Linked DNA regions of Mus musculus: all the other regions are linked to region 2. A link is a loop called in an ENCODE intact Hi-C map of the cell type or tissue named here. Cell type or tissue: left cerebral cortex. All regions are shown on one strand. Links, peaks and the distances in the headings refer to the core of each region. The heading gives the core; the rest is flanking DNA.

Region 1 (9,849 bases), core at 1-8,000, 740 kb before region 2:
AGTGATTTAGCCCAGTTTAAGAAAAGTGAGTTTGGTTTTCTTCATTTAAATGCTAGTGCTAGATTGCTTCTGGTACAAATGATTAGCCAGAGCCTAATCTTGTATATCTGCTCCAAATATCTAGAATGCAACTGAAGATTCCAAAGTTTAATCTGACTTCAACTATAACTGTGGCCCTCAGTAGCAAAGCTGAGGTAGTGGGACTCTTGCTGCCTGACTTCCGGCTAAAGCCTTTGTTAAGAGACGCTAAGGTGCAGAACATGAAGTCTTGCTTTCCTTAGTCTTGCTGCCTTAGACTTAGCAAAAGATGCTCATGAGCTAAAATTAGGGATGACCGAAGTGCCAGGCAAGTACTCATGTATCCTATCTTTGCTTAGCTTTTACTCAGAGATTCTATAGTGACGATTTATTACTCGCTGTGAAATGTTTGCTGCCTCATAAAGTACCACTTTCCATTTTTTCAACCTCAAAAGTACTAACGTTTAAAAGTCATAAAACATTAAACTTTATAGTTTTGCACATATTTCAAAGCAAGAAATATTTGAGATTCCAAACTAAAGGGTATTCATAGGAAATTAAAAAAAAAAAAAAAAAAAACAGATGGGTGACCTCAAAACCCAGAATGTGCTTGTTTCAAGGCAAATACTTCTCAGTATCGTTCTTGAAAGCTTAATTTTTTAAAGAAATGTGTGTGAGTATTTCACTTGCATATGTGAGGTCAGGAGAGGGTGCTGAGTCTACTGGAACGGGAGTTAAGGACAGATGTGAGCCACTGTGCAGGTGCTGGGAACCAAACTGATTCTCTGCAAGAACAGCAAAGAGCAGCAGATGCTCTTAAGTACTGAGCCATCTCTGCAGACCATTCTTAGAACCATTCCAAATCTTAGGTTATTTTATGTTTGTTCACTATCTATAGTACTAAAACTATAAAGGTTCTTTAATGATTAGTGCTTATTCACTATCCAGATAAAAGTATATTTGTAATCTTGGCCTTGATTACTTCAAAGGGTCTCCTTACCAAGCACAGTTCAGTCACTGGGTGTCTTATGGGTCTTTATACACTGGAGGCTGTACCTTATCCAAAGGTGCAAAGGTGCTGCCTACTCTGCCAGGAAGATACTCTTCTCTGTGTCCAGTCAGGGATCCACTGCAGTCGGCCATTTCTATGGCTAGTGAAGAAGTGCAGAGCATTTGCTGTTTGAAATATCTCAGATCAAGCCAATTAAAAGAAGGAAGTAATTAATTGTCAAAATGTGTAGATGACTTGTACTTCGGTAAGAATATGAATTATATTCACTTTTCTTGACTCTGTTCTGCTTACGTTCCCTCTAGGTTAGCAACACCGAGGAGATCACCTTTGAAGCACTGAAGAAAGCAATTGGTGAGCTGGGGAGCACTGTTCCCTCCTAAAACTCATCTCTGCTTTGGTGGGATTTAGATGTCACAACATGAATAGAAAAAGGAAAAATACTGTTGGTTTCTATAAATTAAATCGTTTATTTAAATACATTGCTTAAGCTTTTAAATTGTCTAGTATATGTCTACACATAAGCAAACTGTGGTATAAACAAGGTAGACATTTCTTTACTATCTAACAGACTTTGTCTAAAACATTATGGCCTTATTGTTTTTTTAAACCCTTACGTTGTAAGGGGAATTTTACATATTGGCTGTAAATGACCCAGCTGTATTTTAGGTCTCTATTTATTGGGATCAAAATGCTGTTTAACAAACACTTAGCAACTCATGTTCAAGGGCAGAATAGTTGTGCATAAAAGAGTTCATTCAAAAAGCCCTTTAGCCCTTTGATTTGTGGTAAGTTACTGTTTTCTCTTGTGTATGTCAGTATATATGCATGTGTAGGAGTGTTTGTAGGTTCGTGTATGTGTATATCGTATCTATGTGTGCCTGGTATGTTTGTACATTGGTAAGAGATGCAGGAATTACCTGAAAGTAGGCATTGTGCTGTGGAGCTTTAACTCTTTCTTAGATTTAACTTTTTTTCCCAGATATTTGTGTTGTCTAATATTAAGTGAAACATTTAAGGAATGTTACCCATTTTGCTTTTTCTTGAGTAAAAGTGGTCCTTTAATCACTCTTATTTGGGGGTGTATAGATCATTGGCTGTCATGGTCTGTGGTGGGATTTTATGGCAGTCTTTATCTGGTCCTTCTATAGATACCAATGGAATGGAAGAACAGGAAAAGGAAAAGAGACGTCTTGTGATAGAGAAGTTCCAGAAAGCACCATTTGAAGAAATAGCAGCACAGTGTGAATCCAAAGTGAGTGAATCTGTGCGCAATGGCTCCTGGGAGCTCATTCTAGTCACTGGGTGGCAGGACCCCAGCTTTAGACATAACCCACACATCCAGCCTCTGCAGGCCGAGGGGTGAAAGCTAAAGAATGCATTCCTGTGATGAGGCTGGTGGGAATGGCAGATCCTAAGCTGAGTGTTAATGGCCGTCGTTGCTTTGATGTTCTATTCTGTTTTGTTTCCAATGGTTTTCAGTGATTTGCTCTGGGTATTCTGTTGTATATATTGCAGCTTGTGGCTGTAGAACTTGATGGTGTGGGGATGAGAAAAAGACCAACATTTAATTCCAATAGATATTGCAGATTAAAGCATTAAAGCAGTTTGTATGTCAGCTTCATAGTTACAGTTGTGCTTTGTCTACTGGGTGTCTGGAAAACAGTACATTTGTTAACATTTTTTTTCCTTTACAGGCAAATTTGCTTCATGATAGACTTGCTCAAATATTGGAGCTCACCATACGGTAAGGGGTTAGCAAAACAGTAACAGCACAGACTATTGGAAGCTCTGCATGGCTGTATGTGTTTCCTAACTGCCTTGCACTAACTTTAAACAAGATCCAGCTGGCAGCCCTTTGTCTCTGTTTACAGGGGGAGGCTGAGCAATTTCTTGTCCACTCATCTGGCATTCATTCCTAGGTTTCTCTTTTAGATTATCCTTTCCTCTGTGATGGATCTCTGAAAACATCTGAGTGGTGTGGAAGACCCACATCTAATGTCATGTATAACTAGGATGCCATTTGTATTTACCCATCCATCTGTAGTTTAATATGCTTCCTTCTCTCCAGAGCAGTAACACTGCTACCAGCGTGGATGGGTCATTTCAATCCCTGGCTTTCCTTGAGCTTTCATATGTCCTTTCAAGCTATTATGAGAATTACACTCTGGAGTTTACAATATCACCACTGTTGGTCATTCTGAGTCTGTCTCTCCTTAAGTAATTCAGCCGGAGAAGGAGAAAGGCTCTCTGTGCCCTTGCAGAGCTGGGACTGCCACACGGCCTTACATTGACAGCTTGTGGGCAAGGTAACCCCGTAGAGGACACACATAGAGACTTGCTTCTGGAATTTTGTTTTTTACATTAGCTAAGTCTTTTACCTTATGACATAATTCAGTCAGTCTCTCTCTCTCTCTCTCTCTCTCTCTATATATATATATATATATATATATGTGTGTGTGTGTGTGTGTGTGTATGTATATATATATATATGTGTGTGTGTGTATGTGTGTGTATATATATATACATATATATATATATGTATATATTTGTGTGTGTATGTGTATGTGTATATATATATATATATATATGTATATATATGTATATATTTGTGTGTGTGTGTATCTTAAGCCTAGGAGAGACTGGTCTCCTTGACTTGTTTTTATTCTACTGTTTTCTGCTTTCACATGTAAGAGAGTTTTTGTCAACATCACACATTTCTCACTGTTTTTATGTTGCTAAGGAGAGAATTGCTCATTTGCACAAGTTCAGAAGGGAAATGACTAAAATATAAAATGTGCTATAGACTTTCTTTTCAGAGAAAAATGCCAAATAAGGAATATTTAAAACTGTCTGTTAGTTAAAATTCCAAATACCTACTGTGTTCTTGGCCTTGGGGTGTGCATGTTATTTAGCTTGTTCTGTTCTCAGCATGGCCTGAAAAGTAAGTCAGTGCTGCCTCTCAGTTTACAGACAAGGACACCAGAACCAGACAAGTAATGTAACTTGCTGTTGTACTTAGAGACAGACAATTAGAATCCATAATCTGGGTTCTTCAGTGGACTGGGGATCACCGAGTTAACTTGGGTCACATTTTTGTGGGTTTAAAATGTCAAGAACAGCATTCTAGTTTTTGTCTTCTTAATACCATGAATTCCTCTGAGCTTTGGCTGAAAACTTGGTGCTAGTTAATATTTAGCAACACTTGGAGTGTCCCAGACACAGTGCTGGGTGGGTACACTGTTTCAGTAGCAGCCCATCCATGGCTGCCTCTTTGGAAGATGGATGCTCTGGGACAGCCTGTGTGATACACAGAGGCTAAAGGCACAGTAAGGTGCACTGCAGGTTTTCAGGCCTGTCTGCACATTTTCTCCTGATCAGCCAGAGAAGAGAGTCTATGCTCTACAAGACTGAAGCAGAACCATGTTATACCCAGCCCATGGCTTGGGGACAGAGGAGAATAAAGGAGAAATACAAAGCAGTTGTAAAATGAGCGGCAGCAACAGAAGTAGCAGCAGCAGCAGCAGCCATGGCAGTCATGTATCCAGGACGCGAGACTTACTTGCTCTCACCCTTTTTTCCTGCCTTTGTTTACCGGACTCTCACTTTCTTCACTCGATTGTAATAATAAACCTTAACGTTCTTACTCAAGTATTAAAGCATTTAATTAAGAAAATGCAAATGCAAAAATGATGTGCAAGATTTAAATAGTGTCAGTAGCTTTCGTGACCCCTGAGGGCACCAGCGGCTTCCTGATCTCACTGGCACACACACATTCTCACATGCTCTCCCCAGTAGCCGCCCGATGCTCTCTGAAGTTTCCTGGTACTTGCTCTTTAGCAATAATGAAAATGTTTATCGACCATGCTTATTAAATAACACACTTAAGATATGTGCATTTCACTCTGAAAATGAGCCATTACTAAAACATTAAAAGGTGTTACAAATATTGGAATACTCGCAAAAATTATTTGCTAGAACAGTATATCATGGAAATAGGAAAAATAGCTGCATAATGTAGTTCAGGGCAGTTCAGGATTAAAGATAATTATATGAAGGTAATACTTGTGCAAATTATTAATTAATGAAAACATTCATAATCATAGGATACTAATTAACACAGACTATGAAATAACTCTGAGTTATACTTAATATTTATATACAAAAACCTCATACTTGGTCCTTTTTTCAAACATGTATTTACTTTTGTATATGTGTGACAGAGGGTGGGGCTCAGTGGATAACTTTCAAGTGTTGGTTCTCTCCTGCTCTGTGGATTCCCAGGCTTGGAGACCTTTTCCCACTGAGCTGTTCTGCCTGCCCTCATACCTTGTTCTTAAATAGTTAATGAGTATCATAAAGACATCATCTCTATAAAGATTAACCCATTATTTTAGTCAAAGTATTCAGAGAATGTAGTTATTAATTTATGTTTACAGAAAATGCTGAGGGCAGTCTGAAAGAGTCCCTGTGCAGGAGGAGATAGGAGAATACATAGGAGATGGATCAAAGACACCACCTACGCCAAGGGAAACATGAAAGTCTAGTTGTTTTCTTTATTACCATCATCATCACCATTAATGTATTTATTTATTTGACTTTTTTTCAGACAATGTGTCTCCCTGTAGGGTCAGGCTAATGTTGCTCATAGGGAGCCACCTACTTCTGCTTTCTGAAAGCTAGTATTAAAAGCATGCCTGGCCATAAAGCCTGGCCTCCTGGGATTTTTAGAAGGGTGGGTTTGTGTAGAAGTAGGTAGAATACAGAAAATTTGAGAGTTTCCATGTGTGGCCAGGGGTGTGTTTGTGTATGCGTGCACACATGTACATATGACACTAATTAAAAGAATTGAGGATTAAATAATAGATTAGTAAAATATATTTGCATTATATAACAAAAGATTAATTTCCCAAGGTGTTTTATCTGAAAAGGATACAGTTATTTATTTTTTATTTAATTTTAATTTAAAAAACCAAAATGGATACCACAGAGATGTTTATCACTAACAATAGCTCAAAAATTTAAAAAAAAATAGGAAGGAATATATTCATTTTTACCTTTCAGGTTGGCAAGGATTGCCTCTAGTCCTTAAACCACTATAAATTTCCGGGATACTATGAATCTACTTAGAATCAGAAACTCTTACTCATAAGTCATTAGAACAAGGAAAAATGGATAGATTCGTGAAGATGTGTGTGTGTGTGTGTGTGTGTGTGTGTGTGTGTGATTTATAATAAAAATGAACCTTTATTTGTCCAGTAGATAAAATAGCTTTATATCACAAAATATCACACTACCATAAGAATGATATGCATTAAGATACATGCTTTATTTGTGAAACAAAGTAGCTCACAAAAACATAGTGTATAATACACACACACTCACACACATACACAGAGACACATGGTCTGTTTTGGACTTAAAACAGCCAGCATCCCTATCCATTTCCTATACATTTTCATAGCTGGCCCGCACCTCCTCTGCCTCGAGCCCCTCAGTTGAAGAATCTTTTGCTGTGTGCAGGCAATAGTTGAATACCATGCATGCACCTTCTGATGACACCATGTTCTTATTTTACAGCCCTCCTCCCAGTCCATCTGGAACATTGACCGTTACTTCTGGGCATACCCAATACCAGTCCGTCCCAGTCTATGAGATGAAGTTTCCAGATCTGTGTGTATATTGACTGGCTCATGAAGACTACAGCATTTTAAAAGGACCTTAAAGCCTGCAAAACAGGGCCAAGATGAGTTTCAGGATTTGCATAGTGTTTACCGGAATGTCCTGAAGTGTTATGGGGCTTGTCTCTACCAACACTTGTCATGCTGTATTAGAAGTTTCGGGACCCTGATTTAGAGTACCTCTGGAGATAGGCTTATACCACGTTAATTTGTTTGAGGTTCCTGTTATCTTTTAAGATTGAACAGGTATTGCTTTCACATTATGCTCTTGTTAAATAGTATATTTTAAACTTTGCACAAACATGATTTTTAAAAAAATATTGAAAATGTATGAAGTGTCTGCATAACTGCTTAGAAATGGGTTGCTTTTATTTTCTTTTTTTCAAAAGTAAATATATTCCGAATTTTAGGGTTGCAAATTCTCTCCTGCTTTCTAAATCCGTGCTTCAGATGGACTGTGCACACGTCCCTTCAGTCCTCCATAGTAACATGTGGCAGGCATTCCTAGGGTGTCAGTGTTAGGGAATATCTACTGGACAGTAGTCCCACCTAGGTTCCCCTCTGGAAACTGGCCAGATCATGCTGGTCTTGTGATACTATGTTTTCTGCTTCAGGTTAAGCTCTTGAGCCCCTTCGAGCTCACTCTTAGAGTGGGAAAAGGTGCAGTGTTTCTCATATGTGATGTGTTAGTTTACAGATACGCTTTGAAACTATAGTTGTATTTTGCTGTGATTCCATTAAGTAAATGAAATATATATTTACCATAGAAAAGAAAGACATTTAAAAGAGCTACCAGTTCACCTATGCAGAGTCTATGCATTTCAGTTTTTTAGTGAATTAATTTACATTTTATATTGTACGTTGTGTGAAGTCTTTATTGTACAAAAATTCTCCCAGTGAATCTTTTAATTTGTAAGAGTTGAACCAAAACTTGTATGCATCTCTATGAAGATTAGTTACATACTTCAAAACAGTCTGTGTGTTCTTGCTAAGGTGTATGAGTGAGTTGCCTTTCACTAGTGAGACTTGTAAGACTACAAGAGCGATATGTACTGCACATGCTAGGGACACCACCACACGCTAAACAGAAGCATTCTGCAATTAGAAAATTCTCTTTGAACCATTTTGTGGAACCACTTTGTATAACTCTACCTGTTCAAATTCAGTTTCTTTTTATATAAAACAGTACTCCTATCAAAAATTGTAGCTCAAAAAATAATTAAGTTTTAGTTTTGTGTTAAAAAAATGAGATAAAGTATAGGATGTTTTATCTGTGTGTTTTTGGTTATTTGGGCACCATTAGTTCAAAAAGAAAAAAAAAAAAAAAAAAAAAAAAAGGAAGGAAGAGAGAGAAAGAGACCAGGCATGCCCAAAGCTTTGACTATTTACAGCAGAGTAGAACATCTTGCAGAGGGGGTCTATTTGCTATCACCTCTGACAGGACAACCCAGGCTGCTGATTAAGTGCAGATACACCAGACCTTGTTCTCAAGAAGGACAACGCAGCTGCCACTGGAAGACCAGTGCCCTGTGCGAGCTCGCACTGTAGCTTCCCTCACACCAGGGATATGTCGCCAGCTAAGGAAAACCTCATGCACTTTCGGTTCCCTTTTTCTTCTTCATTTTAAAAGAAGGATATTATTTTTTGACTGCTTTTAAAATCTTAACAGGGGGACATGCAAAAACAATCATCATCCACTTGGATGTCATTTTATAAATTAACACTGTGTGCTTTTGTATGGAAAAATATATAATTTAATAGTATAAGAAAAGATATATATTCACTTGCATTCATGCAGAACACAAGCTTTGCTGTACAAAATGTTGTGTTTCTTAGTGATTTTAAAAGGCATGCTTTGCATGCAAAGGAAAACCATTGCAGTTAGTCTTTTCTCATACCTGTATCTTGGGTTTTATAAACTGCTGGTTTGAGTTTTATTACTCTTAAGCCACAGTACATGTCTGAATATCTTAGGCCCATTAGACCCAACTGGTTTTATTGACAAGGGTTCCCAAACAATGGATGTTTGTCTGATTCTTCCACATTTGCAGGGATCACATTTGGATGCGTGTGCAAGCTGTGCTGTAGCTAGTTCAGGTACTGAATCTTTAGGACTTGCTGGAGTTCATTGCATTGGTCTATTTTGGCAGGTACGGGTTACTCAACGCATTTACTGTTCTCCTCACGGTATCCAATTGGTTCTATTCTTTTGTATGACTCCAAGAGGTTAAGTTACACGTTCCTCCGATGCTTGTGATCCTGTGCGTTCTGCTGCTTCCGTAGTGTCACTGAATCTTCCCTGAGCTCTCATACTCAGTCTCTCTCACTTCTCTTTCCTCCTCCTGGTCCTCTTGCTTCCCTCCAGCCTCCTTTAGAACTCATTTTCCTTTAGAGTAATACCACCCTTAACCAGCAGTTTAACTCCCCGCTCCCTCAAACGGGACTCATTTGTCTCACTAATGCTTATACATGTATTACTGTAATAAAGTAAGTTTTTTTAATGTAAATTTTTCATTGTGCAATCATATGTAAGCAATAAAACAAAAATAGCATCGCCTATGTATAAGTGCATTTTTATTATAGCATTATGTATGTAGAATTAAGCTTTTGCAGCAATCAGGTTACTCAGGTGGATTCTTTTCCACGTATATGAGAATCAGAACCATAACTTAGGAGCATGAAGAGAGCCTAGATTAAGGGGTGCCTCATCTAGAAAAGGCTAAAGTCATGCAAGCAAGTTTTCTGGAGATGGCCCACTGTTTTTGCATGGCTGCAATGGGTAAGCTCTGAATTGCAGATCGTTCAAAGATTTCATCCCATGATTGCTTCTTACTACTGATATGCCTTTCCTGTCACTATTACATAGTCTAATGATTCCTGGCCCACTCTACTGGACAGATTTCCTGCAGATCAAAATAAAGATGAACTTTCATGAATTAATGCTGTTTAGATGAATTAATGGTTTTATAGAATTCCTGATTTGATTCAAATAATTTTAGGAAAAAAGTTTTAAGAGATGGTTTTAAGGTTTGCCAGAAACATATAATAAAGTTAGAACCAAAAAATACAATATGCCCATTCTTCATAGAATAGTAAGTAAAGACTGTATAATAAGGAATACACTGAGCTTTTACAATTACA
Region 2 (10,086 bases), core at 1,026-9,025:
CTGTAACTCCTTCCATGGGTATTTTGTCCCCAATTCTAAGAAGGGGCAAAGTGTCCACACTTTGGTCTTTGTTTTTCTTGAGTTTCATGCTTTTAGTAAATTGTATCTTATATCTTGAGTATCCTAAGTTTCTGGGCTAATATCCACTTATCAGTGAGTACATGTTGTGTGAGTTCCTTTGTGATTGGGTTACCTCACTCAGGACGATGCCCTCCAGGTCCATCCATTTGCCTAGGAATTTCATAAATTCATTCTTTTTAATAGCTGAGTAGTACTCCATTGTGTAGATGTACCACATTTTCTGTATCCATTCCTCTGTTGAGGGGCATCTGGGTCCTTTCCAGCTTCTGGCTATTATAAATAAGGCTGCTATGAACATAGTGGAGCATGTGTCCTTCTTACCAGTTGGGGCATCTTCTGGATATATGCCCAGGAGAGGTATTGCTGGATCCTCCGGTAGTACTATGTCCAATTTTCTGAGGAACCGCCAGACTGATTTCCAGAGTGGTTGTACAAGCTTGCAATCCCACCAACAATGGAGGAGTGTTCCTCTTTCTCCACATCCTCGCCAGCATCTGCTGTCACCTGAATTTTTCATCTTAGCCATTCTGACTGATGTGAGGTGGAATCTCAGGGTTGTTTTGATTTGCATTTCCCTGATGATTAAGGATGTTGAACATTTTTTCAGGTGCTTCTCTGCCATTCGGTATTTCTCAGGTAAAATTCTTTGTTCAGTTCTGAGCCCCATTTTTTAATGGGGTTATTTGATTTTATGGAGTCCACCTTCTTGAGTTCTTTATATATATATATATTGGATATTAGTCCCCTATTCGATTTGGGATAGGTAAAGATCCTTTCCCAATCTGTTTGTGTTCTTTTTGTCTTATTTACGGTGTCTTTTGCCTTATAGAAGCTCTGCAATTTTATGAGGTCCCATTTATCGATTCTCGATCTTACAGCACAAGCTACTGCTGCTCTATTCAGGAATTTTCCCCCTGTACCCATATCTTCGAGGCTTTTCCCTACTTTCTCCTCTATAAGTTTCAGTGTCTCTGGTTTTATGTGGAGTTCCTTAATCCACTTAGATTTGACCTTAGTACAAGGAGATAAAAATGGATCAATTCGCAATCTTCTACATGATAACAACCAGTTGTGCCAGCACCATTTGTTGAAAATGCTGTCTTTTTTCCACTGGATGGTTTTAGCTCCCTTGTCGAAGATCAAGTGACCATAGGTGTGTGGGTTCATTTCTGGGTCTTCAATTCTATTCCATTGGTCTACTTGTCTGTCTCTATACCAGTACCATGCAGTTTTTATCACAATTGCTCTGTAGTACAGCTTTAGGTCAGGCATGGTGATTCCGCCAGAGGTTCTTTTATCCTTGAGAAGAGTTTTTGCTATCCTAGGTTTTTTGTTATTCCAGATGAATCTGCCAATTGAACATATTTCCTTTTAATTTTTAATTTTTCTTTATAATTTTTTATAATTCTTAATTATATAAAGATTTAAAATATTTACTAAGTATTTTATAAGTTATTTTATGAGGTTTTTTTCCCACAACTTTGTGTTAGGCAAGGTTAATATTTTTTTTTAGAGTTGGAATACTTTGAGAATCCTTTTATGAAAATATAGCCATCTTACACTAACTTAGCAAAGAGTAATACACTGAATAAATTTACAGTGGAAATGTTCTTGTCTAAGCTGTGTTTAGCATCCATGTAAGATGAGATATTAATAGTAGTTTTATGTACATGAACTTTCAGATTTATTTTCTTAAGCTCAAATATGAGTCTCAATGCTATTGTTCCTGACTTTGGGACAGTTGGTTGATGCTACCCCACCTCTGATAGCATTTTGACGATAGCTTGACCTTTTCAAGAAATTTTAGAAATGCTTCTGTTGGAAGTGTAAGCTGTAGGCCTTGTTGAACTGTGTTTGCAGACATTGCTCTTCAGTTGGGTGTATAGTATGGTAGACATAGTGACTATTCAAACTAAGATGCCCTGTCCTTATCCCTGTCTTGTATATAATTTTGAATGGAATGGTAGTGTTGATCTGTAGTCATAAAGCTGACATTTCCTAGGATAGAGACCATTCTCAAACTTAGTAAGGTATCTTACTACTTGTTGTTCTTCCTGATACCCTACCCTTAAGCATAGCAGCAGTAACTGCAGGGTGAGAGACTGAGGCATATTTAAATTTGAAGCTTCACACCTTCATTCTTTCTGAAAGTGTACTAGTGAAAAGTGTGTGTTGAAATGCAATGAAGATGGGTTTATATATGGTTATAAATTCCTTGCAATTGATCTTCCTCATATTTTGCATCTGTTGGTTTATTGGTGTTCAGGAATCTTTTCATATATACATGGTTGATATTTTTAACCTTACAGTTGAGGTTAGAGCATATTGAATTGAATGACTGACATTTCATTCAGCTATTACCTACAAGCGACTTCTGACTAAGATCTTTAATTTTGAAACTGTTCATTGTTAATGCACTGTTCTATTGGCTACAGAGCATTTTGAATATGTCATTGATTCTGATTTTTGAAAAAGCATCCTCAGTTCTTTTTTACAATGAAGCTTTTCTATGTAACAGTTCAGGGGAAGACCACTGGAGGTAATTATTTATCACATGGCTATAATGTTTGCCATGATTAACCAATTTATGATTAAAAAGCATTTTTAAGTAATTAAGTTTTGAAAGGCACAATGATTCTTCTGGTGTGTCTTTTTTCAAGGTAGAAAGAAACTTGAGATGGAAATTGCCCCTAGCCAGGTCTAACATTGCTCTGTCTACTGAAGTAAACAAACAAAACAGCTGCAGTGCGTAACCTACATACCCTGCATGAGGCACTTCTGGTGTGGTTATGCTTACTTCTCTTCATCTCCTTTGTTGACCTAGCCTTGGTTTTTCTTTGTTGAAGTTTCTCTCCTCACTACTTCTTTTTGAGCCTTTCAGCTCAACCTGTGGCAGTCCCCAGCTAATTCCTCTTCACCTCAATCCTCAACATGCCTCCAGTTGTGTACACTGGCTTCTTTGCCTTCCTTTAATGTCTTTTATCTCATTTGGAAGTCTGGTTTCCCCCTTTTTATCTGTCCATTTTTCAAGCCACTTCTCTTCATTTTTACATTTAGAAACCAACTCCTTTACCCTTATCTCTGAAGTCTCCCATTAGTTTTTCTTTTCAGTCAGATTAAGTCTCTTCTGTTATCTTATGGTATATTTGTATATCCTATCACATCATCTTATCTTCGTTTCTTTTAAAGATGCTTTCATATAGTCCAAGCTGCTCTTGAACTTCCTATGAGGCTGAGGATAGTCTTGAACTTCTAACCTTTCTTGTTTATACCTTCCCATCACACTATCTTATGGTTAATTATATATCTCTGTAAATTCCTTAAGTAGCCTCTTTTCCTTTATCAGCTTTTGTGTTTTAATGTTAGACTGATAACCTGGATAGTCTTGTGAGACATTCAATAGAAAATGGACAAAAAAAACCATGTTACGTAAATCACATGGCATTTGCAGTTCATTTCAATGATGGAGGGAGAGATAACTGTAGATACATTTGTTATTTGCAGTGGCCTGTTTATCCTCACTGTGTATTTCAAGGGTGAATAGTTAGCACCCATATTTTTGTTTAAATTTGTTAACAGTAGTGCTTATGTTAATTTGTGCATTCTAATAATTAAATTCATTTTATGTTATAAAATGATATTCAGTAGAATAAGAACTGTGTAAGCTGGATGGACTTTATTGTCCACTTAGACAGTGCTTTAGGGGCAGGAGTGAAAGATTAACTCTGTAGAAACATTACAAATGTTTATTTAAAACACATTTTTAACTAAAATTCTATCTAGAAGCATTTGATACTTCTTTACAGTGTTTTATATTTTCAAAATAAAGAATTTTGAAGTAAAAGTAACACGATTTATTTAGGGTGGGGAAGATGCCTCAGCAAATAAAGGCACTTGCTGCCAAGTTTAATGACCTAGTGTGAGCTGAGTTTGATCCCAGGAACCCACATGGTGGAAGGACTTATATAAATTTCCCCACAAGCATGCCATTGCATGTACACTCCCATCCCCTTACCCCACAGCAAATAAATGTTAAAAAAGAGTATTTTAGCACCTAACGAAATTTCTTTACTAGTATTATAAAGGGTGTGATGAATTGATCCTTAAGTTTAAATGTTTAAAAAGTAAAATCACAGTTTGGTTTCTAAGAAGTTAACCATGAATCAAATGTATGTGCATCTTAAAAAGGAATAGTAGCTTGTTCAGTAGTAAAACATTTTCCTTAATACTTATAAAGCGTGGTGTAATTCTCTTCTGTGTGATCCACTGTATTATGAAAATGAAAAGTAATATCACTTTTAACTCTGAAATGTTGAAGCGTGTCACATAGCATTCTAAATTTTCTATAGGCTTTTAAAGCTGTTTTTGATTAATTTTATGAAAACCTATGCAAGGCCTATTTGCCATTCAATTTTTTTTTTTCATTTTCAATTCAGTTAATTAGTTTATCAATCTAAAATCTCCCCCATGATGATAGTCAGCCACGTATTGTTAGCCTAATTTTTACATGTATGTATGTTTGAGTAGCTGTCAAGATGCAACTTTTTTATGTCTTAGTGAAACTAAAGTTGGATTTTTAATACTTCACATTTTGTTTTTCCTTTGGAGGACTGGATTGCTTTAGTCAAAGCAGCTGCTGCAGCTGCAGCGAAAAATAAAACAGGGACTAAACCTCGAGCCAGTGCTAACAGCAATAAAGAGAAAGAGAGAGATGGGGGAAAATGGTTCAAATTACCTTCAAAGAAGGCAGAGACTTCAACGTGCATAGTCACAGCAGAGATTGAGAAGAAGGAGGAACTACCCACATCCAGTGAAACATTTGGTACAAAATACATTCTTATTTTCCTTTCTCATGATACAGGTAAACTGAGGTAGCAAATCAGCCAGAATACTTAGGTTGCCTATAATTTTGAACTTAGAATTAAATTATTTGCTCCTAGCACAATAGGTGACTGACTTTATTATCTTTATTATCAGAATATATGTAACTCTAAGATTAGAGGTCTAATGTCAGTACTTGACATTACCTCTTTTCAGTATTCTTGAGTACAAATTATATGATATTAGTAGGTTTTTGTTTGAAATTTTTTATTTTAGTTTTTAAGGAATTGTGCTGTTTCAGTGAGCTATATAGAAGAAGCAGTAAGATATTCTCTTCAAGCTTCAATTCAAGAATAATTACTTAGTATGCTTTTATTTCTGTTGTATCAGTCACGAGGGATTTGTGTTTGTTTAAATCATAATCAAACACTAAGTTTTTAACAAAAATACAAATGCTTTTACTAACTTGCTGTCTATTAATTATATGTCTTAATTTTGGATTCCAGACAAACTCTCATATATGTGTTCTGTTAAAAGTAGGACTTCACATAGACACCGTTCCAAAGATCGTCTTTCCACAGCCAGAGAGCACATTAACAAACAAGAGGAAAAATAATCAAGGCAACTCATTTCAGGCAAAGAGAGCCCGACTTAACAAGATCACTGGTAAACTACAATGATTCTTTTGGTGGGGGGAGTAGGGGTGCTAGAGACTTCATGTTAGCGTAGCTTCTTCTTAATAAAGGAAAATGAATCTTCTGGCTCAGGGTAACACATTGATGACTTTCTGGTTCTCAAGGTAAACATCTCTTAACCCTGCCAGCTCTTTCTATTATAAACTGTGAAAAATAGCACATATTCTCTACCTACCTCACAGGGGTGTTGTGAGGATCAATAAGGTCAAATGTTGCAAGAAGATAGCCTTAATATCACTTCCATGGTGGAAATAATTTATGTCAGAAATGGGATATCTGCAGTTACCAACTTGTGGTGGCTTCATTTCCATGGCTTTACATATTTTTATATATAAACAATTTCACAGATGATGAACCTTACTTAAGAATGTAATCTTTTGTGGCAAAAATATGAATATCTGACTAAATTAAATCTCTGATTCACTTGTTAGTTCCTGCTTTTTTCTTGAGGTTGGCCTCTAGAGTACCTTCTTATAAGGTAGTATGTAGTGGGATAGGGATGATGAAATTACAGGCAATCCTAGCCAGGCTAGTGCTCAAAGAAGAGGGAATTGAAATATTATATCTAGGGCCAGTCATGCTATACCTGACATGTGTAGGCTGTCAGCCTAATATGTTTCTAGTATTTAAATGAAATTATGATTGTAATTTATTTCAAAGTATACTTTAGAGGGAAGCTTAACTATCTGAATGATTTGGACACCTGATTTTTCAGAACAAAATATTTCAAGGGTCTTTGATCTAATAAAACTGAATAAAACATTTGTGCCATTCATTTAAGTATTTTGAGGAAGATTAGCTTCTCTATTAGGTCCAGGAAAAAATATTAATTATGTGTTGTGGTTTTTTGTTTTTGTTTTTTTCTGAAGGATGACTGAGCAGAGAGCTCTTGTGAGCTTCTCTGTGACAGGGTTATGATTTCTTTCTGCATTGAGGAGATCAGGCTTGTTCCGTTTGTTTGTAGTAAGTTCTCTTTAGAAATTGTTAGTCTTGGAGAAATCCATTCTCTTCTCTAAATTGATTGTTCTGCTGTCAACTTGAGTCTTCGGTTGTGGCTTAAATACAGAACTCAGTGTACTGCTTGCAGGGCAGAGTGGTAAGCTGCTTCTCACTCCTGTGATGAGAGAGTGAAACCACACTGTTGGAGGATTCAAGACCAAGGAAGATGGAAATGCCACTGACAGGATACAGCTGATTGGCAGCTTCCCAGCGTGATGGGTTTCTTCCTTCAGCCACATAACCTGCTTTTAATTTCAGCCAGTATATTTTCACATATGCCTGCTTCTAAATTCCTTAATGGGAGGATGGGAGGGCTAAACTCAACATTTAAAGAAATAACAAAACTAAAAGAGAAGCCAGCTGAGTCCACATGATGTATTAACTCTGCATGACCGTGGAGAGGCAGTAGTAAGATTAAAAGACCGTTTTCCTTGTTCCTCAGATTATAATCCAGGTTCCTTAGTAAAGGGACTTTCTCTTCAGTTTTCTTTATGAATGTCAAATGTAATGGTTAGTACCAGAGTAACACAGAATCTTATCCATATGAAGCCATTAAGGTCTTTCCCCCCTTTATTTACTCAGAAGATTTAAATTTATCACAATCCTTTTAGCAGTTCATCTCTGCTTTTATTTTTGATTTCATGTCACAAGTATGCCATGTCCTTTATCTAGGACAGTAGATAAAGGATTTTCTTCAGTCCTAATCCTGGTGTGCTTGTGTACAGTGTATTTCATTTGTGGTCTGTGAAGAAAAATGAGAACTTGTGTAAAATGGCAGATTCATGTTGGAATCTTGCTATATTTTAAACTTACCAAGTTCTACCTGTGTCTTTTTGTCCTTTACTAGGGAGGAGTGGGCAAGAATTGTAGCAGTTTGTTATTTACTTTTCTTTTTCCACTCTATTTTTAAGTAGGGTCTATCCAAAGATTAGTGATCCAATCACTGGGTAAGTTTAGCTCTGTGATGATACACTGTTTCCCCTCATATGTATCCTCTGCTGATTGTTATAGAAAGAATGATAAAGGGATGATGTTTTCAAAGTTTGCAACTAGAAAGAAATGAAATTGTATTCTGCTTGGTTTTGAATATGTAATATGCTTTCATGATAGTTCTATCATATGGTATACATAACATTCATTTTAAGGTAGACAGCTTTGCACAGAATCTATAACTTTTAGTAACAAGTTGCAAACAAATTGAGTGTTAGTGGACATGAAAATAGTACCTGTACATATCATAAAGGAATAAAGAATAGTACTTCAGACAAGATGCGCTCTCATTGTCATGGACATTGCTGGAAGTTAGAAATGTTTGTGTGATGTCAGGGATTTTTGCAAAACTTGAAAAAAATCCTGAGATTTAAATTTACTCATGACACATACTTTTGACCAAGATTTCAACTTCATTGTTCTTTGAGCACCCCCTTTTGTATTCCTGGGAGTGCTGGCCTCCTGTTTCTCCGTGAAGGCTATCATTGTGGAGTGATTTTGTTTGGTGTTATGATTCATGGTAACTTGATGTTCCCCTTCTGCTCACTGTTTAATGTCCTGGTGCTATAGCTTGCATTCTGTAAGACAGTCTCCTAGAGTAGAACCTGTTTCTAATCTACAGAGAATACGTATTTGAAATGATTAAAGTTAACTTAATTTGTGTCATTTTCCTTTGAATTCTCATTGACTCTGGATATGAAATTTTTCTTATGATGTTGTCAGGGAAAGATAATTGCATTTGGACTTTCTGTCCCTCCAAGCAGAGGGAGAACCTGCTCTCCAAGTACTTGTTTTATCATGTGTCCTCTTTTGTTTATGCCTACTAATTTTTTTAAAGTTGATATTCTGGTCAAGCATACAAAATTTTACTGTGTATATTTGGTGCTTTTGAATGCTCTAGATACCAAGTGTATTTTGAAATTAGTTTATCTTAAGTTCTTCATTACTGTCTGGCCAAATTAAAGGGTTTCCTTTTTCTTTACAACAATTATATAGAAATGGCTTTTAATCAAGTTGGTCTATACTATCGTAATAGGTTATGGATGGATTGTTTTTTTTTCTTTTAAAACTTGTACCATATGCTAAATAATTCATCTCATCTGTTGATGAATGTAAAAAATATTCTATCACTTCTAGGAAAGATAACAGAGTAAGGCATAGTTATTAATATATTGAATGGCAAATATTTGTTGTGTTTGAATAGCTTTAAGGAATAGAACTTCTGCTCATTTCCTGACATAAAAAGACTTTGATTCTGTGTCATTAACAAAAACTTAGGTAGCCTATTGATTCTCAAGAATGGTAGCTGGAAAAGAAACAAAAACAGTGATATGCTGTTTTAAATGTTAAAGAAATACTCTATGCTACATCTTTTGTGTTTATGTAAAATATGTTTACAATGTAAATAGGATTGAATTTGTGGGTTAAAATTTTATAAAAATAATCTACATGCCTTTATTTCTCTTTTAAATACACACCTTACGTGATGTGGGACGTGAAGGAACTATACAGATGGTGGTCTCAAACTAAGTAGAGTACCAGTCACTAATATATCAGATTCATTGCTTTGCACTGCGCCTCTTTGTTTCACACTAGGTGTACACGTTCATCTCTTCAGTAAAAACAGTGTGCCTACTGACGAATGAGCATATTGCATGTGTCTCTCTTAGTACTGTGAGGAGGTCATATGAGTATGTGTGCTTCCATCTTGGTTACTTAACACCTTTGGGGTAGTTATATGAGAAAATTGGCTCATGTTGCCTTGTGAATAACTCTTTGTCCTTTAGTGTTTCAGGGAACCTTTTCTCTCCTATAAACTAATGTTAACAATTTTAGTAATAAAAGTGATAAAAATTCCTATAGCAAGTTTACAATTATCACTTGTTACACATGTTTCCTTTTATGAACAAAGTAGCCATTAAATCTAATATTTGTCTGAAGGTCTGATAAACCTAGTCTCATAAAAAGTAGTGACAGAATGAGCTAAGAATTGTATCCAAGTGAATGCTTTTATTAATTAAGGCAAAATTTTGATGTCTTGTGGAAAAAAAGTGTGTCATAAATAAGGAATTCTGTCTTTTAAAAATCCAGTGTTAGGGATATACATTACAAAACAACTAGAACTTCCCATTTTTTCACCATGTGTAGAATGAAGTCAGGCCAGATGTTCTAAAGACCCACACATTCTTTCCCTTTCATATAAAATAAGCCTAAGAAATGGTATTGAAACTTTTGGAAGAAGATACTGCATAAGTGAGCATAGATGCACTAAGCTAAGGTTAACGAGTATAAGTGAAATTAAAATTTAGAAATGCTTTTTGAAAACTAGTGTGGCAGAATGATATGCTACTCTACTTTATCAGTATTAGCAATATAAAACATCTTAATCTAGACTTTGAAGCCAGAATAAGTTTTATGTATTTAAGGATCTCAAAAAATAACATTAAAAAGAAAATAAGTCAATTATGTGAACAACTCTCAAATTTAAGGGTATTTGTAT
Region 3 (10,086 bases), core at 567-8,566, 580 kb before region 2:
GTGAAGACTTAATTATAATCAATCAAATAAATTGTTATGAATCAGGTACCAAGACATATATAGTTATATCTTACTCCATTTTACCCTCACAACATCAATTTCTTCAGAAATGGGCATTTTTAATACAAATATCCCTTGACCCAACCTGTGGGATGCAGGTGAAGATATGCCCAAGTACCAAGTACTTCCTTTTAAAATAATTTTTTCTTCTCAGACACAAAATGTAAAGAAGAAGAGTGTTAGCTGAAGAACTGGGCTCTGTGTTTTGTTCCAGCATATGTACTTGCCAGATCACATCAGGTATTAGTCTCAGTGTCCTGACTCTTTACTTATCAAAACGGTCATAACAGATGGATAAAGAGAGGTCCAGGAGAAGTCACAAATGAAGACAAGATTTCTTTCTGACATAATGAAATTACCCTGGAGTTAGTGTGTTTAATGTTGTCCAACTTTGTGAATATACTCAGATCCCTAAACCATCAAATTCTTTTATAGGGAGTTAAATATATCTCAATAAAACTGCATTTAAAATGTAAATAAAAGGAAAAGTCCTTTAGGAACCAGGTGAGGAGACATTGGTGTATCTGCCTTTTCTCTGTTACTAGCATATGGTGTGGGGTGGCATTCAGGGACATTCCTTTCCCAAAGGAATGCTTCACTTCAGAGTGGTTGCTAAGCGAGTTTCTCTAGTGACTTTGTACTTTTGTCCTTGAAATAAAACAAGAAAGAAATGTTCCCACTTAGTTTAAAAGCCATTCCCATATTACAGCAGCTGTCTGCAACACAATGTAGCCCTCAAGTGTCTGACAGCCAGGACAATGCTGTATTTATAATAAATCAACCAAAAAGAATAGGCCCATTGCCAAGGCCTTGGGATGCACAGTAAATGAAAATCTTCTAGACTCTACATTCAGTCTGGGTACACAAGTTCTTGGTTTTGAGTCCAAGGTCATTCTGTTTTTTTAAGGGGGAAGAAGATACTGTCATATTCTAGGGAGGCTCTGATTTATGTGGTCCCAGCATCAGTAATAGCAGTAGTGGAATTTTAGAAATACAATTAGCAACATCCAAGAAAGTAAGTCTAAGTTAGAAGATACAGTGAATAACTCAAACTTGTTGCTTTATTTAATAATTCATCTATTGCTTCTTGCCTCTTCTACAAGTTAAGCCTCCTTGACTTCTTCCACAAGTCAGACCCTCTGTCTCTTTTCTCTTCTTATTAGTGCTTTATCTCAGCTCATGGCATCTGACCTTCCTGAGAAGTGAGGGCCCATTGATTGTGAGGCAGGAAAGGCTATTCTGGGACAGGGCTTGCAAATCTCGAAGGTCATGATCAGGATCTACAGTTTCATCTTGGTTATGGTCATCAACTGTAAAGTTTTAGAGCAACCAGTCCGTAAAACTAATGCCATTCTATTTCCTTCAATCTTTTAAGATTGATTGATGAGTGGGGGGGGGGGGGCAGTGTGTGTGTACCTGTATGTGGAGGCCAGAGAACAATGTGTAGGAGTTGGTTCTTTCCTTCTGCATGGGTATTAAACCCAGGTCATCAGGCTTAGTGGCAAGTGCCTTTAACCACTGAGCCATCTTGTTGACCCAGTTTCCTTAAATCCCTAGCTGTATGTCATGGTGAGAGGAGAAGGACACATGGAGACAATGTGCATTAGCCAGTCACAGATCTCATACGGAGTGCGTGGGAGACTTGGGTAGGTTTTGAGAGAGCTACTTACCTACTGTTGGGTTGCGTTCTGATTCACTGAAATGACAGGCACTTGCTTATGTACCATGCTTCAATAAACACTGCTTCAAAAGCAGACAGCACCACAGCAATGAGCTAATTGTGCCTCTACCTTTTCTTTTTGGTCAAGGGTTCTAGAAGTTCAACCTCTGCCTATATCCAAAACTATAGTTTCAAGGCCACAGCATCAAAACACTGAAAATGAAGAGCTCGTTTTGGAATCTAGGCAATAAGAAGAGCAAGTGCACTGGAGAACTATCAAAACATCCAGGAATTCTGAGCCCTAGTTCACTGATTGGTAAGCAGAGCCTGGTCTCATCATCTGTCATCCTGGTATTCAGTGCCCACCATGAACCATTATGGAAGAATGAAATAATGGCTCCTTGTCAAGATGGTTTTACCACCACCACCCTTCCATCATAAAGTCTGAAGGTGTATGTTGGCTCTGTATGTTCAAAACAATGCCTCAACTCTAATACCCTCCTGTATTTGTGAACACTGACTTATCTCAGAGAACCTGCCATAGCTAAAGGAAACATAAACTTTGATATTTGAAATGCAGTGGACATCAGTGCGTGTTGGACTTCTCAATCCTTTCCTCAAGCTGGTCCTAGGACGAGGTTATCCATCATTATGACCTTCAGTTCAATTTTTCAACCCTGAGAACACGAAACACTGTTAATGGTTTTCCAGGACTCCTTGGTCATCTGAGCCCTTCTTTCCTTTGTGAAGTTGTCTGTGAGTATAGGTTAGACCAGGTGAGGGAATTATCAGACAGGTAGGAAAGCTGATTGTGCTGGATTCAACTTCCTCTGTTTTCTGATTCTGTTCAGAGCATCATTTTCTAGCGCCATGTTGTTTACATCTAGGTGCCCACTGGAATCATCTAGAGGTCTTTAAAGATTTGTGATGCCTGGTTTACTTTTGAGGATTCAGACTTAATTAGGCTGGGTATATCTTAATATCAAGGTTTTGTTTTTGTTTTTGTTTCTAAGCTATCCAGTGATGTTAACATGTGGCTTACACTGGGAACCATTTCCCATTGCCCTGGAGAATATTCTCTTGCAAATTCTGAGAAGATAATACAAAGACTAGACCCTGGTAATGAATGTCACATATACTCTGAGCACTCAGATAATTGACTACTTGCCTGAAGAATGGGAAAGAGACAACTGATTCATAAAATCTCCAGGTTGCCACCAGATCCAACCTGTTGGGGTTGGTAGCATAATATCTCCAGGCAGCCTGAGGAGGAGAAAAGAGGAAATGGAATGACATGGCCATCATATGAAATATTTACACAGCATCCTCTGACAAAAAACTCTTAAGGTCTTGACTCCTAAAAATTTGAATTTGTTTATATAGCTAGGATTCAGAAAAGCAGAGATTCTTGGTTTCTGATAACTTCTTTGAAGAAAAAACATTCCTGACCATTTTAGAGCTACAACTTGTGTTGTGATGAGCTGGGATATGGAGAAATTAACTGGGATAGAGAGAAGAGGTAGAAAATCTTTGAAAGGAACAGTGACTATTCTTAATGGAAGGCTCCTTGGGACTGACTAGTCAATAAAATAGGATAATAGACAGTTTTTTGTGCTACTTTTGAGTATAAGAGAGCCTGGAAGGTGGCTCTCATAGACTAAACTTCTGGAATACTCTAATGGCCCAGACTTTGAAGGTTTAAAGGAACAAGCAGACTTTGATCACTGAAACTGGTTTACAACCATATCATGTAGGATGCTATCTTGTTGTGTCAGGCCCACAGACAAACAGCAGCACCCATTGCAGCTAGATAAAAACCTCAGGATGTATATCAATATCCTCGGCACTCAGGAAGGCAAAGCTGGGACACACGCCCCTTGCTCCCAACAGCTCATACAATCCTAAGATAAAACTCCCCTTGTTGTCTAATAAGAAACAGTTACACCTATCTCATCCCTGTTATTACTCTTCCTTCAGCCTATGGTTAGAGGAGTAACAGTGATGGGCAGAACCAGCTATCCAACATTTCCTCTTCAATGTTTGCTGAGGGTCAAGACAAACTGGTTCAGTAGCCAATATTTTGAACATGCTTGTGCTCCCCCCTTTATTAATGGGCTCTCTACTGTTGGCAGATGGGAAGGGACCACAGAGCTCATTGTAGTTCACTAAGTATCTGGATTGTCAGCTATCTTTTGGTGTGTGTGTGTGTGTGTGTGTGTGTGTGTGTGTGTGTATCATTGGATCAATCCTAGGGTGGGAAGAAGAATAAGAAGGAGGCTAAAAGAAGTCACAGGCCTAAGCCAAATTTTTCACTCCAAAATTATCAGGAAACCAAAAAAATCAAATGGTTTTGCTCTTGAGTGCCGAATCCATTTCTTGAGTAGCTTAGAATTTGGGTGGAAAATGGTAAGGCTTTCACTATCAACACACATAGACTGTGTAGGTAACCATGGTGATGTCTCTAGCCACCCACAAGGGAGCATATCCTGCTGAGGGATATGCTTTTGTTCTTTCTCTTTTTCTGTCTCTATCTCTCTCTCAGATACACACACACACACACACACACACACACACACTCTCACATCCCTGGGCCCATCCTAGTTCATGCTCAGCTACACAGACCTGGATGAGTTCCGCAGCTGGCTTCCTTCTCTTCTCAAAGTGCTTCTGACGGTGCTGCTCCTGAACCTTCAGTGCCAGTCCTGAGCCAAGGATGCCCTGCAAAGAGAATTCAAGCCTGTATCAGCTGCACTAGGCTCTCTTACCATCCCAGCCTTACATCTGGGGTAGCAGAGAATGTAGGTCTCAAGGACACCTCAAGTCTGTGTTCACATTTGAATGTGAAGTATCATACACAGGTCCATGTGTTTGAACCCTTGGTTCTTAGCTGGTGGTCTTTTAGGAAGGTTGTGGATCTCTGAAGAGGTGGAAACTTACTGGAGGAATTACGTAACTGGAAATAGGTGTAGCTGTTTTATAGCTTGGTCCTACGGCTTGTCTACTCTGCTTCCTGACTGTCAATGTGAAGTGACCAGTTATTTCCTGTTCCTGACACCATGGCTTCCTTGCTATTATATACTGTAAGGCAAAGTTAAATCTTCCCAACATATTGCTTCGTGCTAGACATTTTGGTCATAACTAAAAGACAAGGGATTCTGCAGTAGCAATAATAGGTGACTTAGAGTAAAGGAAGAAAGCCCTGCTTTCTTCTGGAGAGAGTAGGGAGTCTGGTTAAGTGAAACAATCCCCAAGTCAAAGACACCTGGCTTGCAATCTGATAGTCACAGTCCAGGTATGACACCCTAGATACTCTCTTCTCTGTGCTCTGTCTTTATAGGACCACTGGCTCACAGTAGGTCATAGTACCTATCTGTCTCAGGGACAACAGGGAAAACTTAGAAGACAAACAGGAAATGTTCAATAAGAGATATGAACACAGAAGAGATGCCCTGCATATGATAATCAAAATCTAAAATAATTTAGTTGCTTGAACAGTGTCCTGGGTCATGTACAATAGGCAGAATTTCCAAGAATCAGATCTGCTTTATTTTACAGGTCAGATAGTCATGTGGACTAAGCAGAGAGACACAGACATTTAGAATGAAAGGGAGTTAGAGATGGTGCAATACCCTGCCCATCCTTTGCTTGTTTCACAAGTGAGAAAACTCGTTCAAGAACATCATAGCAAAAGTCAAATAGCTGGGAACATACATATAAGTTGGCTAGTAATGAAGAAACAAATTCTCCAGTTTAGAAAAAAAGATGGAGAAGCAGCAGAGGGATTTTGGGCTAAGAATGTTTTCTTCAAGCTGCATAATGAGGAGCCAGGTTTTAGAACTGGCTTGGCTTGGGGTTCCTGGCTCCACATCCCAGGCGTGTTTACAACCTTTAATTGCACCTCAGTTTTTAACTCATACTCTTGCCATGAAGAGCAAACGAGATGATGCAGGTAACACATTTGGCATGATTTAGGCACACAGTGAGTCCAAGATGAGCTTTCTATTTTCACTCTCATTATATCGCTGCAGAAGGAAGTTATTCTTTCACATGTCAAGAACAACTCTTGAGAGAAATGAAAACATTCAAAAATTTAAGGCAGAAAGTGTTAGGCCAAGAAAAAAAAAGTAATTCAGACGTGAAGTATGTGTGCTGTGTTAGGTTTTGGGCATCAACAGATGAAGATGGAGCTCTAGCCCCTAAAGATATCAGTCCTTGAGGTCAGGCAGAGATGGAAGCCTGCTAACGCACATGGAGTCAGAATGGCCATGGGAGGGGGCCACTGTCTTTGACTGAAGATGGCAGTACTGTTTAGGAAATGAGGAGGCATTTGAAGACATCACTCCTGGCACAAGGAAGCAGCACAAGCCATGGGGGAGGGGTGAGGCACCACCATGCTGACATAACAGTTGATAAAGGATAGGATGTGGAACATCTAACTCAGGATACAAAAGGGTGAAATGTGAGGCTCGGAATTTGAGCTGGGTCTAGGCATTAAGGGGAACTTCCTGTCACAATCGAAGGAACTTACTGCCGGAAGGGCAAAAAAGGAGACGCCGATTAAAGAAAAGGTGGCAGCAATCAGACGTCCTTCCCAGGTTTTAGGTGTCTTGTCTCCATAACCAATGGTGGCCAGTGTGATCTGAAAAAGAGAAGCGTTCAGACAGGGTTTCCCCAGATAAGGAACAGCAGGGGCAGTCAACAGAGCTCTGCTGTGTCAGCCTCTGAGCCTGCTCGATGTTGCTCTCATTCATATATAACAAGAGTTCTGCACCACGGCTCGATTTAAGGTTAGAGGTGTCCAACTAATTGTGAAAATGTGCACACATCCGTCTCTCTCTCTCTTTCTTTCTCTCTCTCTCTCTCTTTGTGTGTGTGTGTGTGTGTGTGTGTGTGTGTGTGTGTGTGTGTGTGTACACAGTTGCTTCTTTATAGCCATAGCTTTCACATCTTGGGATTTAACCAGCTATGCTTCAAACATTTCAATAAAACCAAATGATAAAATAAGACAAGTAAGAATTACAGCCTACCAAGCCTTTACATAGTATTCACATGTCATTAGGCACTAAAAGTAATCTAAGTTTGATTTAAACACATAGGAGGATGTCTTTGGCTCGTATGCAAATGCTACAGTGTTTTCTAGAAGGGATGAACACCTATACGTTTTGATATCTTCAGAGAAATGGAGGAAACTGAAATCAGCCTCCTGTTTCCACCAAGGAATGGCCGTATTTGTGACTATATGGATTTATGTACAGCCACGTGATGAGTTATGTTTGTCAGAGTATTTGTGTATGTCTTTATCTGTGCATGTCTGACTGTCCATGTGATTGTCCTGAGCAGTATATTCCAGTGTGAGCTTATGTGTTTATAGGGACACAGTTCACAACACCGGGGCCTCTGGAGCACATTTGCTTGCCTCCAAATCTCAAGTGCCTTAAAGTAAGTATTAAACTATTTCACCTTCCTTCTATGGTTCTTGCCTCAGTTTTCTCACTTAAAAAAAAAAAAAGGCTAACATGTATTTGGGTTTAAACACTAGTTACTTAGCATAGTGATGTGAAGCAAATTAAGACTTCAGTAAGTGTCAGGATTAATACTTGTATAGGTGTTCACACTTTTATATGTGTCTTCAGGTCTGCATGTCATGCATATATCTGATACTGTTTTTCTTCCCGCCCCCCCCCCCCCAGCCATTAACATGGCCTGACAGATCGTTGCCTATGACTGACAAGGCCAGGTCTCAGATAACCATGCAAAAAGATTGTTCTGGGTTCTAATTTCTTACAAGCTCCATAAAAAAAAAAGTTTCTAGGTACATTCCTCATTGGTAGAAGCTTCTTGCTTCCTCTGTGTAGATTCAAAGGTGAAAGAGGTCCAGCCCTCATTGGATGCAGAATGAAGTTGACCCGAGTGTGCCCATACCCCGCTCTTCACTTCCCTCTGCATCTAGTGGTCTCCATCTCTCTAGGATCGTATTTCAAGGAAGGTGACTCACCAGGCCCCACCACAGAGCATCTGCATAGGTCTCAAACTCCTCCTTCATTTCCTCTCCTTGGGCATCCATCTCTGGCACATCCTTCTCCACCAGGTAGACAAGAAATGAAGAAAGGATGAGTGTCAGGAAGCCTATGTACCAGGCAGTGATGAGTTCCTAGAACAGTGAACAACAGAGGGAGTCAGCAGGAAGTCCTCGGTGGAAGCTTGAGCCAGGCAGTCTGGGGTTGGAGTCCATGCTTGTTTGTCATGTTTATCTTTTCTGAGTCTCACCTCCTATCCATGGAAAACGGTGTGTGTGTGTGTGCAAGAATGCAGACATTCCTATCATTAACTACTGGAATGTTGTAAGTTCCAGGAGAAGAAAAACACTCTCGTCTAGGTGACCTGATATCATAACTCAGGAGGTTTCATGAGAAGGTTATTGGTCAGGAGAAAGTGTTCAGAGACAAGCACAGAATTTGGGAGACTTCATGTGTCACAGAACTGCATGGAGCAGGGCAAAAAAAAATCAGCTCCATGGGCAGATTAGCAGCAAAAGGCAGTTAGTATGGCCCAGGAGACAAAGCCATGGAGAAGGACCCCACACTACCACCCTTTCACTGTATGGTTCAAAGGACAACTAATCTCTCTTATCCATGAGATGAGAATTTTCATTTCATTAAACATCCCAGTTATGTTAGGTGAATATAGTTTTGTTTTAATCCCAGAAGTGGGATACGGGGCTGCCTCAGATTGTCCACAACTGCTAACTACCATTATCTCATGCTCTAGGAGGGCTGTGATTTTTTTTCCTATCTGCAGTTTACCTTTGGAAGGATAGGGACACTTGAAAGGGTCTAAACGCAACAGCCCTGAGAGGGCCTGGGGTAGCTGCTGGTACCTGTTAATGTTTTTGCTATTGCTGGATTATTGATCCGGGATATTCGGATGATGAAGACTGGACTTGCCCTAAGGAGCTTCCTGTCCCTAAGCAGCAGGAAGTAGTCTAAAGCAGGAAGTAGTCTAAAGCATGCCCCTTTCCCTTCTAACCTTCTTTCTCGCCTACCTAGAGTGGAGGGGTTGGAAGGGATTAGGGAGAAATAAGGGTTGGAAGGGTATAAGACAATAGAAACCAATAAAGTAGCTCAAAATTGTGCCTATGATGTGTAACATATTGATTTTCAAAGTAATAATGATAATGATAATAATAATAATAATAATAATAATAATAATAAAGTAGAACAAAAGAGTCCTACAGGTGTCCTGGATACCCATGGTGGAATTCAGACAAGCCTTTTTATGTTAAAGTGATTCTTGCATATTAGAATATGAAAACATAAGAGACAAATGTCACTTATGATCTCATAGATAGTGCCACACAGTGAGAAGCAAACAAGGATCTGTGATTGGTTAAAAGGAAATGCTAGAGTAAGGAGAGCCAAGAGGTGGCAAAGCTTTGGGCTGACGGAGATGATCCCTAGGGGCCTCTGCTGCTTTATGTCTTCTGTTGAGGCTTAGCCTGGTAGAGTGGGTGGGGAGAAGTCAAGATTATAGGGGAACATGATCTGGATGTAAAGCGGTGTTCTTACTGGGGCATCTCAGGGAGCTGTTGTTGGCAAAGCTGTCCTTCCCATGGCAGTCAGGAGAGGCAGTTCTTACTGCCTTGGCTCACAAAGTTGCTGCTGCCCACACTACCCTTTCCTGCAGGACCAAATGAGGAGGCTCCAGCCACCTGCGTTCACTTCTTACCTTCATTATGGTTATTTCCCTGGATCGTTTTACCCCGTTAGAGAGAGGGCTGTGGTCTGAATGAGAACTACCCTTCCTAGGCTCAGATATGGAACATTTCTTTCCCGGCTGGTGGTGCTAATTGGGGATGCCTTGGCAACTTTAGGGGTTATGGCTTAGCTGGTAGAAGTGGGTCACTAGGGGTGGGACTTTAAAAGGCTTCCTTGGTTCCACTTCCTGTTCTGCTATCACGTAAGCAGCCTCCAACACATCGCCCTGCTGCCTCAGTGGCTCTGCCTAACCTTCCCCAGAACAGTGTACCAAAACTCTGAAACCGTAAGCCAAAATACATCTTGCCTTCCTCACTGTTTTATCAGGTGTTATGTGAGGTCAGTGTCAAGATAAGAGAGCCCAGTAGCTTTTCCTTAAGAGTGCCATTGTTTTGTATTCAGTCTGCTTCTTCCACACCATTAGGCTTCTCTTCTCATGGTCTTACTTTCCCCACAGTGTTGTACGTGCATGGCACTCATGTATATTCACATATGCAAAGGCAAATGGTACCAATACTGGAGTGGGAGGTTCTCCTCTGAGGGTCTGCCCTCAAAGAGATCTGAGAGGGGAAAGGAAGTTGCCCACTCCTTCCCCAGGGGCTTTCTGAAGAC

The links. Hi-C counts contacts between places; a loop is a spot of excess contacts. Peaks named below come from ENCODE experiments on the same cell type or tissue, not always from the same donor. Only the 100,000 strongest peaks of a DNase experiment are listed, where the experiment ranks them.
Region 1: it touches region 2 in a loop (3-fold over the local background); 3 of 42 quality-filtered maps call a loop at or near these places.
Region 3: it touches region 2 in a loop (3-fold over the local background); 2 of 42 quality-filtered maps call a loop at or near these places.

Annotation. Positions count from the first base shown.
Region 1 is chr15:65,864,546-65,874,394 of GRCm38, forward strand. It overlaps Efr3a (EFR3 homolog A), which reads left to right. Exons shown (of 23, transcript NM_133766.4): 20 at 1,333-1,381; 21 at 2,179-2,282; 22 at 2,725-2,774; 23 at 6,608-9,267. The coding sequence ends at 6,713. Among named protein-coding and RNA genes, the nearest start is that of Oc90, 43 kb to the right of the region's middle. In left cerebral cortex, for the core only: no CTCF peak of the experiment used is centred there; a DNase peak (open chromatin) is centred at 4,002.
Region 2 is chr15:66,599,338-66,609,423 of GRCm38, forward strand. Phf20l1 (PHD finger protein 20-like 1) reads left to right here. Exons shown (of 21, transcript NM_001081409.1): 7 at 4,690-4,903; 8 at 5,443-5,568. Among named protein-coding and RNA genes, the nearest start is that of Phf20l1, 27 kb to the left of the region's middle. In left cerebral cortex, for the core only: no CTCF peak of the experiment used is centred there; no DNase peak of the experiment used is centred there.
Region 3 is chr15:66,017,399-66,027,484 of GRCm38, forward strand. Kcnq3 (potassium voltage-gated channel, subfamily Q, member 3) reads right to left here. Exons shown (of 15, transcript NM_152923.3): 5 at 7,716-7,871; 6 at 6,249-6,359; 7 at 4,343-4,438; 8 at 2,889-2,983. Among named protein-coding and RNA genes, the nearest start is that of Hhla1, 46 kb to the left of the region's middle. In left cerebral cortex, for the core only: no CTCF peak of the experiment used is centred there; DNase peaks (open chromatin) are centred at 4,240, 5,632 and 6,098.